Regions from separate parts of the Homo sapiens genome. Here region 2 is linked to region 1. A link is a loop called in an ENCODE intact Hi-C map of the cell type or tissue named here. Cell type or tissue: Caco-2. All regions are shown on one strand.

What was found. Peaks named below come from ENCODE experiments on the same cell type or tissue, not always from the same donor. Only the 100,000 strongest peaks of a DNase experiment are listed, where the experiment ranks them.
Region 2: a loop joins it to region 1, with 8 times the contacts of the local background. A loop is called at or near these places in 4 of 110 quality-filtered maps.

Annotation. Positions count from the first base shown.
Region 1 is chr12:88,049,390-88,057,389 of GRCh38, forward strand. RLIG1 (RNA 5'-phosphate and 3'-OH ligase 1) reads left to right here. Exons shown (of 7, transcript NM_001009894.3): 7 at 1-771. CEP290 (centrosomal protein 290) reads right to left here. Exons shown (of 54, transcript NM_025114.4): 50 at 6,187-6,328; 51 at 4,951-5,024; 52 at 4,263-4,357; 53 at 965-1,044; 54 at 1-25. LOC124902977 (a long non-coding RNA gene) reads left to right here and starts at 5,112. Exons shown (of 3, transcript XR_007063393.1): 1 at 5,112-5,883; 2 at 7,518-7,631. It also overlaps the pseudogene RNA5SP364. In Caco-2, a CTCF peak has its summit at 3,485 (motif pointing left); a DNase peak (open chromatin) is centred at 3,472.
Region 2 is chr12:87,991,596-87,999,595 of GRCh38, forward strand. It overlaps C12orf50 (chromosome 12 open reading frame 50), which reads right to left. Exons shown (of 13, transcript NM_152589.3): 4 at 6,440-6,595; 5 at 4,974-5,051; 6 at 4,779-4,892; 7 at 3,038-3,148. Among named protein-coding and RNA genes, the nearest start is that of C12orf50, 34 kb to the right of the region's middle. RefSeq lists an enhancer at 4,231-4,290. In Caco-2, a CTCF peak has its summit at 4,175; a DNase peak (open chromatin) is centred at 4,186.

The sequences.
Region 1 (8,000 bases):
CTTTTTTCAGCTTCTTTATTTCCTCCTAATGGAAACATTATCTTTAAAAGTTGCATATAGGAAATATACATATTTTACGTTTGAACAAGGAGATTTAATTGTAAATATGAAAGCCAAAGTATTCCTGAATGGTCAAATACAGCAATAAAGGCAGAAGAATTAAGATTTTTCTTTGTTCCATTGTACAGTGTAAATAACTAAGTTGTTAACTGTCAAGTCCAGTTATGTATTCTGTAAGTTGTGTTCTAGTCTTTGACTAAAATTTATCATCTCTTATAATGGGACTTAATCTTTCTCTAAAAGCATATAAGAGCTTGTCAATAGAGCAATCAATCAAAAAGATTTTGTGATTCATAACATTGAAGTTAGTCTGGTTAAGAGTTTTGGTTTAGACTTCATTTATATTTTCCTTACTAATATCTAATATTTAATGAATAATGATCAATTTTTTATAAAGTTATTAATATGATCAGGGAAACCTTTGGGACTTCTGACAGGCATCTGGTGAAGAGACAATTCAAGCCTTAGTGACTATTTAGAATAGCCAGTGATCACTAGCTAATTCTCATATCCATGCCTTTTTGTCCTGTTTACAGTCTTAAAAGAGGTAAAACAGCAAATATTTTTTTAAGGGAACTATAACCTTAGGATTCCTGAAAAGAATTTCAAAAAAAAAATAAAGACACTGTTGCCAATGTGACCCAAAACTTAAGAACATACTAATGGCATATATTTGTTACAATTAAAAAATAAATTTACTACTTAATCCTATGTTGAGTCTGAATTTTTTGTTAACTCTAATATGTTAGGAATAGTCAGATGAACATAATTAACTTTGCAATATAAAGGTCAAATATAAGATGTTATTACTGAATTTTTTAGGATACGTAGTTAAAGATGGTAATGAAAATAGTTTTCAACAGCTGTTTTCACAAAACGATACTAAAATATAATTAAATATTACCTTCAAATGCTGCTTTTCTAGATCTGACATTTTGAGCTGTGTCTCTAGATCTTTTATTTTTTCCTTTAGTTGATCAGCATCTGTTGAAAAAGTCATACAAATTAGACTCAGCTTTTTCCCACTACGAATGAGTTCAAGGTAATGGATTTGTTCTAGAGAACAGAGATACATTTTATGAAACCTAGAACCTGGAAAACACTGGATGTTATGGCTGAAATACTTCAGGATGTAAACACTTAATGCTGCCTCCCTCCATCAAGTATTATAATTTCATAGCAGGCAGAAAGAGGTATGTGCTAGGTATTAGAAGTGTAGGCCAAGTTATTTTTTCTTCACATGATAGAAATTTTACATGGAAAAAATCCTAAAGCCAGGGAAACTTGTTAGGTACTAAAAGTACAACAGAAGAAAAGCAGACTGTTGGGTAAGGGACTATAACCATAAGCTAGCCAAATGCTCCCGCTATCCAACACAACACTGGCTATTCCATGTAGGTTATTACACATTTACTGTGCAATTACTATGTGCAAAACGTGTCATGCAGGCTGTGTAATACAAAGATAAGTAAGACATAGCCCTGATACTTTGGTAGGAAAACAAAAGTCTCCAAATATAGCACAAAAGTTCTAATTTATTGGATTCACCCTCCAAGTTAACACCTCTAACTTTATCAGCAGGCAAATAGGATTTTTGCTTTAATGCTATCTTTGCTAGATATCTCTTTTCTTTATATTATACTACATTTAATAAGTCATATTTTACAGCCATTGAAAAATAATAAAATACTAAAAGTTTGCGAAAGTAAGGGGCAGCAAACATTTTCATGGCTGGGACAAGTATCTTTTTTTTTTTTTTTTTTTTTGAGACAGTCTCACTCTGTCGCCCAGGCTAGAGTGCAGTGGTGCAATCTTGGCTCACTGCAACAACCACTGCCTCCCAGGTTAAAGCGATTCTCCTGCCTTAGCCTCCCTTGTAGCTGGGATAACAGGCAAGTGCCACCATGCCTGGCTAATTTTTATATTTTTAGTAGAGACAGGGTTTCACCATGTTGGCCAGAGTGGTCTCGAACTCCTGACCTCATGTGATCCACCCACTTCAGCCTCCCAAAGTGCTGGGATTACAGGTGTGGTGTGCTACTGTACTGGGCTTGGTATAAATATCTTAAAAGTTATCTTGCCATTTATATAGACAGTGATTTAGAATTTCCAAAACAGTTCTGGTTTGATCTTAAGCCTTAATCTTTGAAAAATGACAGGTAATCTGTCTACTTAGGAAATAAGGAATTTTGAGGGTTCAGAAATTCCCTTAAGAAACTGAGGAATGGAAAGATTAGAGAACTATCTATGGCCATATGACCCTTAATGCACATGCACCTGATCTCTGATCTCAGAAGCTAAGCACTGTTGGGCCTGGTTAGTATATGGATGGAAGGAAAATTATAAAATTTTCCTCACATCAACAGCATTAATACTGTGTCTAGTGTACATACCAAGCTGGCTGCTATGAGACATATTTTGAGAGTATTTAATATGTACTTTTAGTTACCAAGACGTAGCATAGCATAGCGGGTTAAGGACTAGGAATGCCAAGGAGCTGTGGAGTTTCATACATTTAGATTTTAATCCTGCCTCTATTTCCTAGCTGGCTTAGGGAATGGTTACTTAACCACTTTGAATTTGTTTATCACATAAAATGGAGACAGTAATACCTATCATATATGGTTGTAAATATAGAATGCTTGTAAGGCAATTAGCATAGTGTCTAGTACAACTCACACATGATGGCTTTTATTACAAATTAGTAATAGGACTACATAGCATACTGAAAAAGCTACAAGAGATAGTCAAAGATAGTTCAGATATAAATTGGTATAATCCTTTGGAGAGAATGGCATCTCTATCATCCTATCACAATGGCATAATTAGGTCAATAGATTAATCATATTTTATAGAAGCAGAAACTTGGAAGCAAACTAAATATCCATCAAAACATAAATGGTTCGATGTGCTTATACATGCAATAATACACTATGGAATTATTAAATGGATGAGATAATTTATGAACAGACCTCAAAAGATGTCCATGATAAACTGTTAAAGGCAAATATGCTAGAAATGTGTATAGTATTAGTTCAATTTTATGTTACTTGCCAAGAAAATATATATACGTAAATGCAAACAAAGTATTCTCTATCCATAGTAGTTTTGGTCTATAAAGTTAGCCCAATTAGTGAATATCAAACCACTGCTGCTACGGGAAATATGTACAGACATGCATATATATACATACACGCATATATATACATACACGCATATATATACATACACCTACATATCTCACACAGATGATAATCTTAAATCCTAAAGATAACTCATCCTGGTAAATTCTATTTATTTACATAAGAAAACAAGATTCAGAAGTGTTACATGACTCTCCTAAGGCTAGAGCAGTAACAAGCCTCAGAATTGGGATTCAAATCCCTTCCACCAGGCCCCAGAGCCACAGCTTCTTGCACTATGCTGTGCTGCCCTCTACTGTCTCCATCCTCTGCTCATTTCTCTATGAAAACTGAAATGAGGATACTGAGCACTGCCTTGTTGGACTTCTGCTGGGGACATGTAGGTTGGATTATTCAAACTTTCCAAGGCTCTGTGGATGTTTGCAAATGTGCTGCGAGTGTTGATTTGGGATTACATACACACTTTAGTGAGGAGGTGATTTAGAAAATACAGAATCCACAAATAATGAGGATATGTACATTGTACATATGAACATACAAACACATGTATGCATATGTGTGATATATATGTATACAAAATATGTGTGTATGTATATGCAGGAATGAGGAATGATTAGTAATCACTTTTGAATGGGAATGGAAGGGAGCAGAAAGATTTTCTTTTTACTTTGTAAACGGAAAAAAATATAGGCAGTATTTACTTATTTGCAGTTTTTAAAAATGTTCAGAGGACTTGAAAGAGCCTATACTTAGAAACTGGAAGCAACAGATTTAGTATTCATTGCTTAGCACTGTATTGTGATTAAATCTGTAACACCCAGATGGAGAACAAAGAGAAGAACACTTGGGTACTTGCTACTCTATAGTATAAACAACACAAAGAGAAAAATGGGAATATTTTTATATTAATAGCACAGAGAGACAAAAGACCCAAAGCTTATCAGGAATTCGATTTTACAGGGAGACAATGATCAGAAATCTGAGCCAAAAAAAAAAAAAAAAGGCAAACCCAAATTCAAAAACTTGGGGGTAGCTAACATGTTTTTTAAAATACATTACCAGGTATGGTGCTTTCAGCTCCACTTTGGTCCTTGTTAGCTTCTATCTGATGGATTAATTCTGCTTTCTCTTTATCCAGCTGATGATTAGCTAATCTAGAACACAATGATAATGTGTTAAAAAAATAAAGCAGATATTGCTTCATAAAATATATGGGCATTTCTTATGAACTAGTGATGTACAGTAATCAGAACAAGCTAGCCTTTATCGAAGTAAACATTTACTCTCAATGCTACAATGTCACCATTCTCAAACAAAAAGCCTGGAATACAAAAGCCTTCACGTTTTTCTTAATATCTGACCTGATGGCATTTGCAAGTGTGGTTTCGTTATAAGAGGAGCTTAATGAAAGCAGGCTACAGAGACCCCTGAAAGTAAAAAAATTACTTGTTCTCTTTCATTAGTATTTTCCTCTGGGAAGCTAAGGTTTAACTCATTCTATGCTCTTAGAAAAGTTTAAACTAAATTACAAACTGGAAACTTAGAGTTGGGTTTATCCTTTTTTTCTAGTGTGTATTATGAAAAAGAGTGATTAGCATTAGAGGGAAGAAATAAGGACCTAATAAGCCTGTTAGGCAGTAAAGTCGAAAAATGCTTGTCTCTAGTTGTAGCAATTCGGAGTATATAAAAACTAATAATTTTTTTTTTAAAGAAAAAAACAAAGTAGTCATATGAATACATGATGTACCTAAGAACTTGAAGCTCCCGTTTAAGGCCTTGCTCTGTCTCAGCACCTTCAGGAACATGTTTAAGAATCTTAATCTTTGAGGACAATGAAAAGTTAGAAGATAAGGTTTGCCATGGAAATATGAGGATTTATAAAGATACACATTTTTAACAAAGCGTAATATTAAAATATGGTTTTCAAAAGCACGCATAGGCAAATTTCTATGTTCTATTCACCATTCATTCAACAAGTATTGAGTAACTACTGCATAACTGGCATTGTCCTAGGCACAGAGGCTAACAGCAGTGAACAAAATGGCAATGTTCCATCTTGCATGGTCCTTGTTTAGTGGGGAAGCACAAAGAATGTGTGTTTAATATGATATGATGTAATATAGTGCCAGATGGTAGGAAGAGCTATCAAGAAAAAATAATCCAGGGTAAGAGGATAAAGAGTGATGGCAAGTAGTATAGGGTTAGGGTTAGGGTTAGGGAAGGTCTCTCTAAGGAGCCTCTATTTCAGCAGAGACATGAAGTCTGGGAGCAAGCTATGAGAATATTTGGGTGAACAGTATTCTAAACAAAGGAAACAAGTATAAGGACTTGACGCTTAAACGAGTTTGGATTGTTTAAAGTACTGAAAGAAGGTTACTGTGGTTAAAACATTGTGAATGAAATGAAGGGAAAAGTAGTAGAAGATGAGATTGGGAAGAAAACTGGGTGCCAGACCTCATATGTTGTTTTGGGATATGAAAAGAACTTTTAAGTTTTATTTTAGGGTGATGGAGAACCACTGGAAGATTCTGAGGATAGGACTTTGTGCTTTGTGATGTGCTTTATGTTTTAAAAGGGTTACCTGGCAACTGTGTGGAGACAGCCCAGAAATAGAAATAGGGTGAAATAATCCAAGAGTGGAAGCTGAGATACCAGCTTGGAAATTATTGCAGTTATTCAGGTATAAAACAATAGCTTGGACAAGACTGGTAGTGATGTCTCAAGATACCAAGAAGTGGTCATATTTAGGATATAGTTTGAAAATAGAGCTGACATGATTTAATGATAGAAAATGTGGAGAATGAAAAGAATGAAGTCGTTGATGATCCAAAGTTTCTGGCTTAAGCAAATGGGTGAATGGGGTGCCCTTCAGTTAGATGGGTCTTCTTAATAGAGTCCATTTTTATCTATATAAGACAATGCAAGGAACATCTTGCGATATTATGCATTATTTTATCATGTAAAGAAAAATTACGTTACTTACCTGTTGTTCAAGGTCTTCATTGTATTTGTTAACTTTTTGTTCTCTCTCTGTTGCTTCTTTTACAAGCTGTTTAAGGTCAGTAATGCTTTGATTTTTTTTGGCAATATCAGTTTCCAATTCTTTTAACTTGGTTTCATACATTCTAAAAGTATAAGGAAAAAAAGTATAGACATGGCAAATAATTTATGTCACTGATTTAAAAGTCAGTTCAAATAACTGTACTAAAAATAAGCAAGAATATCTTATTTTACTGTTTCTTCTAGTCAAAGTTTTAGCTACATATTTATTTAGCATTAAAAAGTGGTGGCAAGAGATAAGGTATCCCTAATTAACAGATGGCCCAATCAAAATAAAGGATTTGGGTATTTTCCAAGGATGGAGCCTGATTTGACCATTTTAAAATTAATACCTTTTTTCAATCACAAAATAAGAAAATGCAAAGTAAAATTCTTCAGAATATAAAATTCTGTATTACTAGATATTCTTAGAAATATAAAGATGGCAAATAAAAAGCTTTTCTCACATACACAGACACACATAGGAGGTATCTAGGTAGGAAAACACTAAGGGAGAGGAAAAAATTGTGCAAAAGCATGGGTAAGAAAAATAGTGTATGATGGGAGAGGGATAAAGCTTGTAAAAATCTGAATAGATTTATAATCATTAAAGAAATGATTAATAGTTCAAAAAAATACAGACTCCAGAAAAAAAAAATTCATAATTGAACCAAACAGTTCTGCAGGTTCATCATACCTAAAGAAAAATAATGCTTACAATATCCAAACTTTTCCAGAGAAATGAATAGAAAGACTGCATTCTAAGTTAAAATGGCCAGTATAGCTTTGGCAACAAAATCTGCTAGGATAATACAAGAAAGGAAAATTATGATTGTCTAAATATATTCAAACAGCTTTTGATAGATCTTAGAAACTTAGATTAGAAGGGAATGTTTTTAACCTGACAGAGATTATCACAGATCTACCACAAGTAAACAGTGAAATATCAGAAGCTTACTCCTTCACTTCATCTAATTTTCTATTCAAAAGCCACCCAAACAGAGAGGCCTCCTCTGATCACCCTATCTAAAACAGCCCCCACATCACCCTGGTTTGTCCCAGTAGTCAGGAAAAGGCCTGACATAGAATACGTGTTACTAAGTTTGTTGAATAAATAATAAAGCAACTATAAAGATGTCAGCATGAGCAAGACCTGTGTCATGGGTCCCAAAAGAGATCTCTCTAAACTGCTTTATTGAGAAGGGTATATAATCCTCCCAGATTTAAACTTTAGTAACTTTTTTTCTTTTTCTTTCTCTTTTTTAATGGATTTAGGGAACCTAAATTTGAGGTCAAGGATCAAAACGAGCCTTCTCTCTGTCAAGAGATTTCTACTTAGACTTATGTCTTCTGCAATGTCTTCTGCAAATGATTTACTGAAGGCTTATGGTATGCTCAGTGACCTGTATCGTTCTCAGACGAAAAACACGTATATGATCTAAAATGCAAAGTCATCTTCAATTATGGTTAAATATCATCATCACCTCTACTAACCATTTATAAACCTTATAAACTCTTTTTGCACTAACAATTTCTTTTGTAGCCCCAAAGAGCCCTCTTAGAAAGAACTTGAGCCCACAGAAAGGATATAATTTACTTAAGATCATAGTAAGAATTAGGGTCTTTCAAAACCAGGGAAGCCACCTGGTCCTTTGAGGAAATCTAGGCAAGGTGGGCTTTTAAAAAATAATATCCAACATAAAGCAGAGTCTGGCAATAGGAGGTACTAAGTAAATATCTGTTGAATAAATAGATTTC
Region 2 (8,000 bases), 58 kb before region 1:
ACCAGACAAAAGAGAAAGTCAAAATGGCCAATAAGTTTATGAAAAGGTGCTAACATTATGAGTCATCAAGGAAATACAAATTAAAACTACAATGATGTACCACTAGCCACTCACCAGAAAGGCTAAAGTTAAAGGACTGAAAATACTAATTGTGGGTAAGGATACAGAGCAAGCTAATCTCAAAGAAAAGGTGTGCATATGGCCTTTAGAAGACATGTACAAGAATGTTAATAATAGTCCCAAACTGGAAATATTGTCTGTCAAATCCCAATATCAATACTCATGGTGCTTTCATGCATTGTTTTTATGTTTGTTTGTTGTTTGCAAACGTACGCAGAGTGGTGAAAATTTTGAGTTGCTGGACCCGCACATTCCTAGCTGAGGTCTAACAATGGCAGTGCTCAGCATTCTCATTTCAGTTCATACAGAGATGATCAGAGAATGGCTGGAGACAGGAGAGGGCAGCACAGCATGGTGGAAGAAGCTCTGGCTCTGGGGAGAGGTGGAAGGGGTTTGAGTCCCAGTTCTGAGGCTTGTTAGTGAGGCAACCTCAAGAGAGTCACTTAAGACTTCTGAACTTTGTTTTCTCTTTTGTAAAATAAGGAAAACAGAATATACCAGGATGAGTAATTTCTACGATTTAAGATTATAATCTGTGTGAGATGTAGGTATATGTGTGTGTGTACATAGTTCCCCGAGGAGCAATGGTTCAGTGTTTGCTAATTCAGTGTTCATGTCAGCTTTATATATAGCAACCAGGAATAACAAGAATCAATTGTGTGTGTGTTTGTGTGTGTATCAACTGTGTGTATATATATACTATATACATAGAGAGAGAAATGCCCACGTTTGTTTTCATATATATGTACACATATACAGTATATGTCTTACATGTAGATATGTGTGTATATATGTGGTATATATCTATCTATCTATAGAGATTTACTGCTACAATCAACATCATGGATCAGTCTAATACAAAGAGCATTAAGTAAAAGAATCCAAACTAAGAGTTCAAACTGTATATTTCCACTTATATAAAGGTCAAAAAATGCAAAATTAGCCTATAGTAATAGCGACCAGAGTACTGGTTACCACTGGGAGAAGACTATTGACTTGGAGAGAAAGAGCCATCTGGAGTACCATAAATATGGTTATATTGATACATACACAAGTAAAATTTTAACAAGCTATTCACTTCAGATCTGTGAACTTTATTAAAGTGCAATAACACATTAAAATAATATTAAGACAAGACAATGCCTCAAGTATTTTTCTTGAAATGAATACTAATTCATTAATTATAATTTCAGTTTTGATCATCTTCATTTCAAAGATGTCTTATGAATGCAGGAGCCTAAATATGTTTAGATATATCTATCATATACACATACCCAGAAGATTATTTTATCTAGTGACACAGAGAACATTATGATGCCTGGAAAATCAATAAGCTTGACTATACCAGAACTTAGTATACCAGATAATGGAATTTTTTAAATATTCTTTTAGTATGGTTTTTCAACTAGTTCATTACTCTAACAATATTATTAATATTAGGCTAATGACAGTATAATGACATTCTCACATTTTCTAACTCCCAACAAAGTAGGTAATATATTATTAATGTTACAACGTGAAGGAAAGTTTATTTTTATATGAAACCATTAGTCTATCAATGGTTAAAAATAACCTTTTATTAACCAAAAAAGCTATCTGATTTAATGATATTTCAACAAACTGTTCGATTAGAACTGCTCGGGTTAAGTGGATCCCACTTATATAGGTTAAATAGACAGTGGGAACTCCGTTAGGAGAGACTGCCAGTGTTTCTAATTTGTAGCTAAAACTTATTGCTTCAAGGCAACCAAACAATTACAGCTAGACTAAAACAATTACAGCTAGACTAAAACAGCTAGACTAAAACTGCTGCAGATGTAAGAAAGGAGAAAAAATAATCAAATTACCTTAGCACCAAAAAAAAAGGGCAGTGGGGGGCACACAGAAGAAAATGGCTGACACCAGGACAGCAGAAAGTATCACCAATATGCCTAAGAGATACTGGTACTTACTGATACCTGCTCTCAACCTCCTTCCTACTCTTCACACACATTCTTCCCATCAGCCACACCTTTCAACCTCCCCACAAAATCTCTATATATTTTCAAAACAAACGCTTGGAATTTTCAGTCAAAGGACAGATTTTCCAACATGTTTATGCTAAAAAGCAGTTCCAAAATATTTAAGCTATAATACACAGTTAGAATGTGATGACAAATGATATATATTTGAATATAGCTCCTTTAAAGTAGACTTTAAGTCCACTGGGCTCGGTGGCTCGTGCCTGTAATCCCAGCACTTTGGGAGGCCAAGGCGGGCAAATCACCTGAGGTAAGGAGTTTGAGGCCAGCCTGACCAACATGGTGAAACCCCGTCTCTACTAAAAATACAAAAATTAGCCGGGTGTGGTGGCACGCACCTGTAGTGCCAGCTACTTAGGAGGCTGAGGCAGGAGAATAGCTTGAACTCGGGAGATGGAGGTTGCAGTGAGCCGAGATCGCACCACTGCACTCCAGCCTAGGTGACAAAGTGAGACTTCCATCTCATAAATAAATAAATAAATAAATAAATAAGTAGATAAATAAAAAGTAGACTTAATCAAATGATTTATTAAGTGCCTCCTTCATTTATAGCTCTGTTATAGTATATTACAGCACATACATAACACCTGAATTCATTATAGTCTGGAGTTGAGCCTACACACAGACACACACACACACACATACATGCACACACACACACAGGTTTCTCATTAAAATATGAAAAATGGAATGTCTTATACACTGAACACAAATTCGCACAAGGTATTTGGCAGAGATTTTGGTCTCTGAAAGCAACTGATTTTGTGATATACCTCCAAACTCTTGTGTTAAACATGACATGGACAAAAAAAGAAAATTAGTTGTAAAAGATAAAATTCAGACTCATTTATTATGTGGTGATATATTCAGGGTCAATCAGTAATAAATTAACTCACCTCCATTTTCAAAAGCAGCAATGTCAGTCTTTGGTTTCCCATGCAATGATGTTTTTATTTCACCTTGCCTTTCATATTGGCTAAGTTTTGTCGGAACTGTAAGACTATCTCCTAGAAATAAGAAGAAAAAAAAGTCACCCCAGAAATTATTAGATGCTTAAATAAGAAATTTATGATAGAATGCATGATGAAAGTAAAAAAGCTTTAAAGTTAATGCAAGTATTGTTTGCACAGTGATCTGATAAACAATAAATTAATAAATACATGAGTTTTAAATTCTGTGTCAACAAAGAAGTAAGCAAGTATATTCTCCTATTTGGATTATTTATTCAATGGCAATTAAAAATTGTAAGCAATCTAACACTATTGTATATACATAATATATCTAGTTTGATATGTTTCTCATATAAGGAATTTTGTAATATTACTTTTGATTTTATCTGTTCACCATGAACAATCAGATAAAAAGTATTAGAGTCACTATTGACTACAAAATGCTAACTACACTGATAATTAAATAATACTCTCAGCTTTCCCCATGCATTTCTGGATAATTTTCTTCTAAAATAAACTATTAAAAGCAAAATAAAAGAGACATGACAACCTAATGCAATGTGTGATTCTGGATTGGATCCTAGACTAGGGGAAAAAATTTATTTTACTATAAAGCACATTAATGGCATAATTGGTAAAATTTGTGGGAAAAGAAGGTTATAAATGATATTCTATCAGTGGTTATTTTCTGATTTTTATATTTATACTACAGTTAATGTAAAAGCAAAGAGGTATCATGTCTGTAACTTATTCTCTCGAACAATTCAGAAGATTATAATAACAATGTGTATATTTAGAGAGAGTGAAAATTCAAATGTGGTAAAATGCTAACGTTTGAAGGAAATCTAGGTGAAGGGTATATAGGAATTAACCAAAACTATTTAAAAATAAACAGCCTTTTAAAGCATAATATAAAGCAAAAGTACATATAATTGTCTTTATAATCTGCCCTTTTTAATGTTCATTGCTAACTTGTTTTCTTCTTTTGTTTTTGTTTCCTTTTGTTTTTTCTTCTCTGAGCAGTGCTGGCCTGCAATCTGTCCTTCCCTATATGGTTCCCAAGGTTTGCGGGCTCTTCTCCGTCTGATGGTGTGTTGCTGCCACCTATCGCCACGTTTGAATAGTTCGCTACAAAACAGACTTGCACAACATATTGCAGATGTTCATCCACAGTAAATCAGATTCTCCAAAGGTAAGCGCCATAAAAAGCAGAGCCTTCGATTTGTTCTCCAGCATGGCCTCTGAAATAGTCTGGTCCACAGAAGACTTTCATTCAATGACCAAATAATCTCTGTTCTGCCACTAGTGTCATTCTGTGATCTCTCTTTTGTTCTTCTTGGGCTAGTCTTACTTTTCTATTCAGAAAGAAAAATCTAGACCTCTTTGGCAGGGGGATTTATTTCAAAGACAAATAAAATGGTAAAAGCAAATTATTTACAGCATTACCCCATGGAGTGTGTAGTGTCATTACGTGTTAATGAAGTCTATTCATTCTGTCACCTCTCTAGGATAACATAATCCCATTAATAGCAGCTTTGGGTCATCCAATACAAACACTTTCTTCTAGTGCTCAATTACGATGTATTATTTATCACTTTATTCTTCTGTACATCATACTAAATAATTCAGTCTATCACACCAAGTATATGTTATAGATCACTATGAATGCTGCCTTTTCATTTCTTACCTTCTTGCAATTCACTGCCATTTTCCAAAGGCTTTTCTAACTGTTTTTCTGCTGTAGGTGTCATGCTTTTTGATGACAAAATATCTGGAGGAGTATGAAATCTGTAGTATTCCCCTAATCAACCATAAGAAAAGTAATGGTTAGTATATTTATCACATCAAGTATTAGAAAATACAAAAATGTTTGATTTCTTACCAGATTTATAACACATCTCCTTTATTGCTCTTTTTTCTTCAATTTCTTCAGGGGTCTTTGTCCATAAACTAGAAGCATCTATAGGATATAGATTTTTTAAATTAAATTGTCCCAAAGCCAATTAATCTGAAAATTTATAAACCAGAAAGGAAAACCCCAAATACTGTTCTCATGGATAGATTACTTTTTTATATTTCTAAAATCAATAATTTTACATACTAGTACATGTTTCAAATTGCTACATTTTAAGTATTCAAAACAATGTCAAGAGAAAACAAAGGGCTATGTATTATGTACTTTGAAATGAGACGCTGAATGTACAGACTCAATGTTGAGATGGTGTATGTTTATTTCGAGGTTGATGTAGGCATGAGAGACATGGAGCTGCAGCACACAGAAATAGTAATAAATAGCTCAGTGTACTCCTAAGCACAGAAACTATGGTGTCCCGTAGTCCATAGAAGGACATATTCCAGCACAAAGACAGATCGAGAGTTTTTCTTCATGTTTATCTTGTATATACACACTTTCTGGCACCACTGTGCTGGGTTGATATGGGAGGCAAAGGATGAACTAAAATGCAAAAGACATGGGTCCTAAGCCTGTTCATACTCTTGTGAGGATGACTTAGAATAATGCAGATGACAGTGATTTATAGATTATTAACTACTACATAGATCTCTATAACTTCCAGGATTAAATGTGAAACTGATATATTATTAATACATATGTAGATAAACAGATACACTTGTGCATCAATGTTTTAGAAACATATATAAAAAACATAGCTTATTAGTATCTCTATAAGCATCTGTAGATATATAAATATCTATATATATACATTTATATAGATATACATTTTACTTTAAGTTCTGGGATACATGTACAGAACGTGCAGGTTTGTTACATAGGTAAACACATGCCATGGTGGTTTGCTGCACCCATCAACCCGTCATCTACATTAGGTATCACTCCTGATGTTATCCCTCCCCTGGCCCTCCACCCCACAACAGGCCCTAGTGTGTGACATTCCCCTCCCTGTGTCCATGTGTTCTCATTGTTCAACTCCCACCTATGAGTGAGAACATGTGGTGTTTGGTTTTCCATTCTTGTGTTAGTTTGCTGAGAATGATGGTTTCCAGCTTCATCCATGTCCCTGCAAAGGACATGAACTCATCCTTTTTATGACTGCATAGTATTCCATGGTGTATATGAAGCACCTAAATATACTTAAGCATCAGATCTGTCTCCCAGCTATCGTACAACAAAAACTTTCCAATCCAAAAGATCATAAATATGTAGCAAATTAGAACATAATGAATTAAATTAGTTTAATACAATTATAGTTATTTTCTCAGCAAAATCTGCCTTATATATTACATCATAAACCTTTACAGTTAAACACATATGTAAAAAATGTGAGGTTTTTGAATGTGTATTGTAAACCTGAAAAAAGTTCTACTAACCATTTTGTTCATCTACTTCCTCTTCTTCCTCAAAATTAGTTTTTAAAACTAAAGGATGGTGGATGGGTCGTGATATATTTTCCTGAGGTTTCAGAGGTTCTTGACTCTGGGACTGGAGTGGAATTCCTTCCTGAATTTCTTTCTGTAGTGTGATATCTGCAGAGAAAATGCAACATTTCAGTCTGTTCAAGATATATGTGATGATAAGTAGATGTAACAATCAATCATTGCCCTCCTAATTAACTATATATTATTTTAAAATGTGTACAATAATAATACATTAATGGATTGTGTTTCTACACACTAGCAATGATTAAACTGAAAATGAAATGAAAAATAATCCCACTTACAATAGCATCAAAGAGAAAAAAGTATTTAGGAATTAATTTTAACATAAGATGTGCAAAATTTATATTCTGAAAAAGATTCTGAAAATATATATATTGAAAAAGATTTTTATCTTATTTCAATAAAATAAAAATATTGTTGAAAGAAGTTAAAGAAATGTTGAAATGGAAAGATATCCTTGTTTATGGACTGATTTGTATTTGGTATGGCAATATTTTCCGAATTAATCTATAGGTATGATACAACTCTTATCAAAATCCCAATGGACTTATTTGCAAAAATTGAGAAGCTGATTCTAAAATTTATATGGACATTACTACAAAACTAAAGTAATCAAGACTATCTGGACTAGCATAAAAATAAAAGTAGATCGATGTATCATTGGAATAGGACTGCAAGACCAGAACTAAATCTTTATATGAATCAATTTATGCTCAGCTGATTTTCAAAAAGGGTACATAGACCATTCAATGGGGGAAAAAATAGTATTTTCAACAAATGTTGCCGGGACGACTAGATTGCCACATGCAAAGTAATTAAGTTGCACAACTTCATCACATTAGAAACAAAAATTCATGCAAAGTGGATGTAAGAACAAAATGAAAGATCTGACACTATAAAACTCATAGAAGAACCCTTAGGTCATGAAAAGTTTTTTAGATATGACACCAAAAGAAAAAGCAGTCAATGAAAAGTAGCCAGCCCCCTGGCACATGGGGGTGAGCCATGATAACACCTGCCAACAAGTCCCAGATTTTGCTGGAAAGCAGTTCCCAGCCCTCTCAGCCAGATAATGAAGAAACACTCAGAACCCCAAGGTGACACAGAAAGAATAAATAAGATCCAGCCTGGGCAACATGGCTAAACCCTATCTCCACAAAAAAATACAAAAATTAGCCAAGTGTGATGGCGCACACCTGTAGTCCCAGCTACTCAGGAGGCTGAGGTGGAAGCATCACTTAAGCCTGAGAGGTTAAGGCTGCATTTAGCCGAGATCATGCCACTGCACTCTAGCCTCAGCAACAGAGCAAGACTCTGTTTCAAAACAAAAACAAAAACAAACAAAACCAAATGAGATATCACTTCATACTACAACGATTACAATGATTAATTTCTTTACTAAAAAGACAATAACAAGTGTTGTCAAGGATGTGAAGAAACTAGAATCTTTGTACACTGCAGTTGGGAATGAAAAATGCTGCAGCTACTTTAG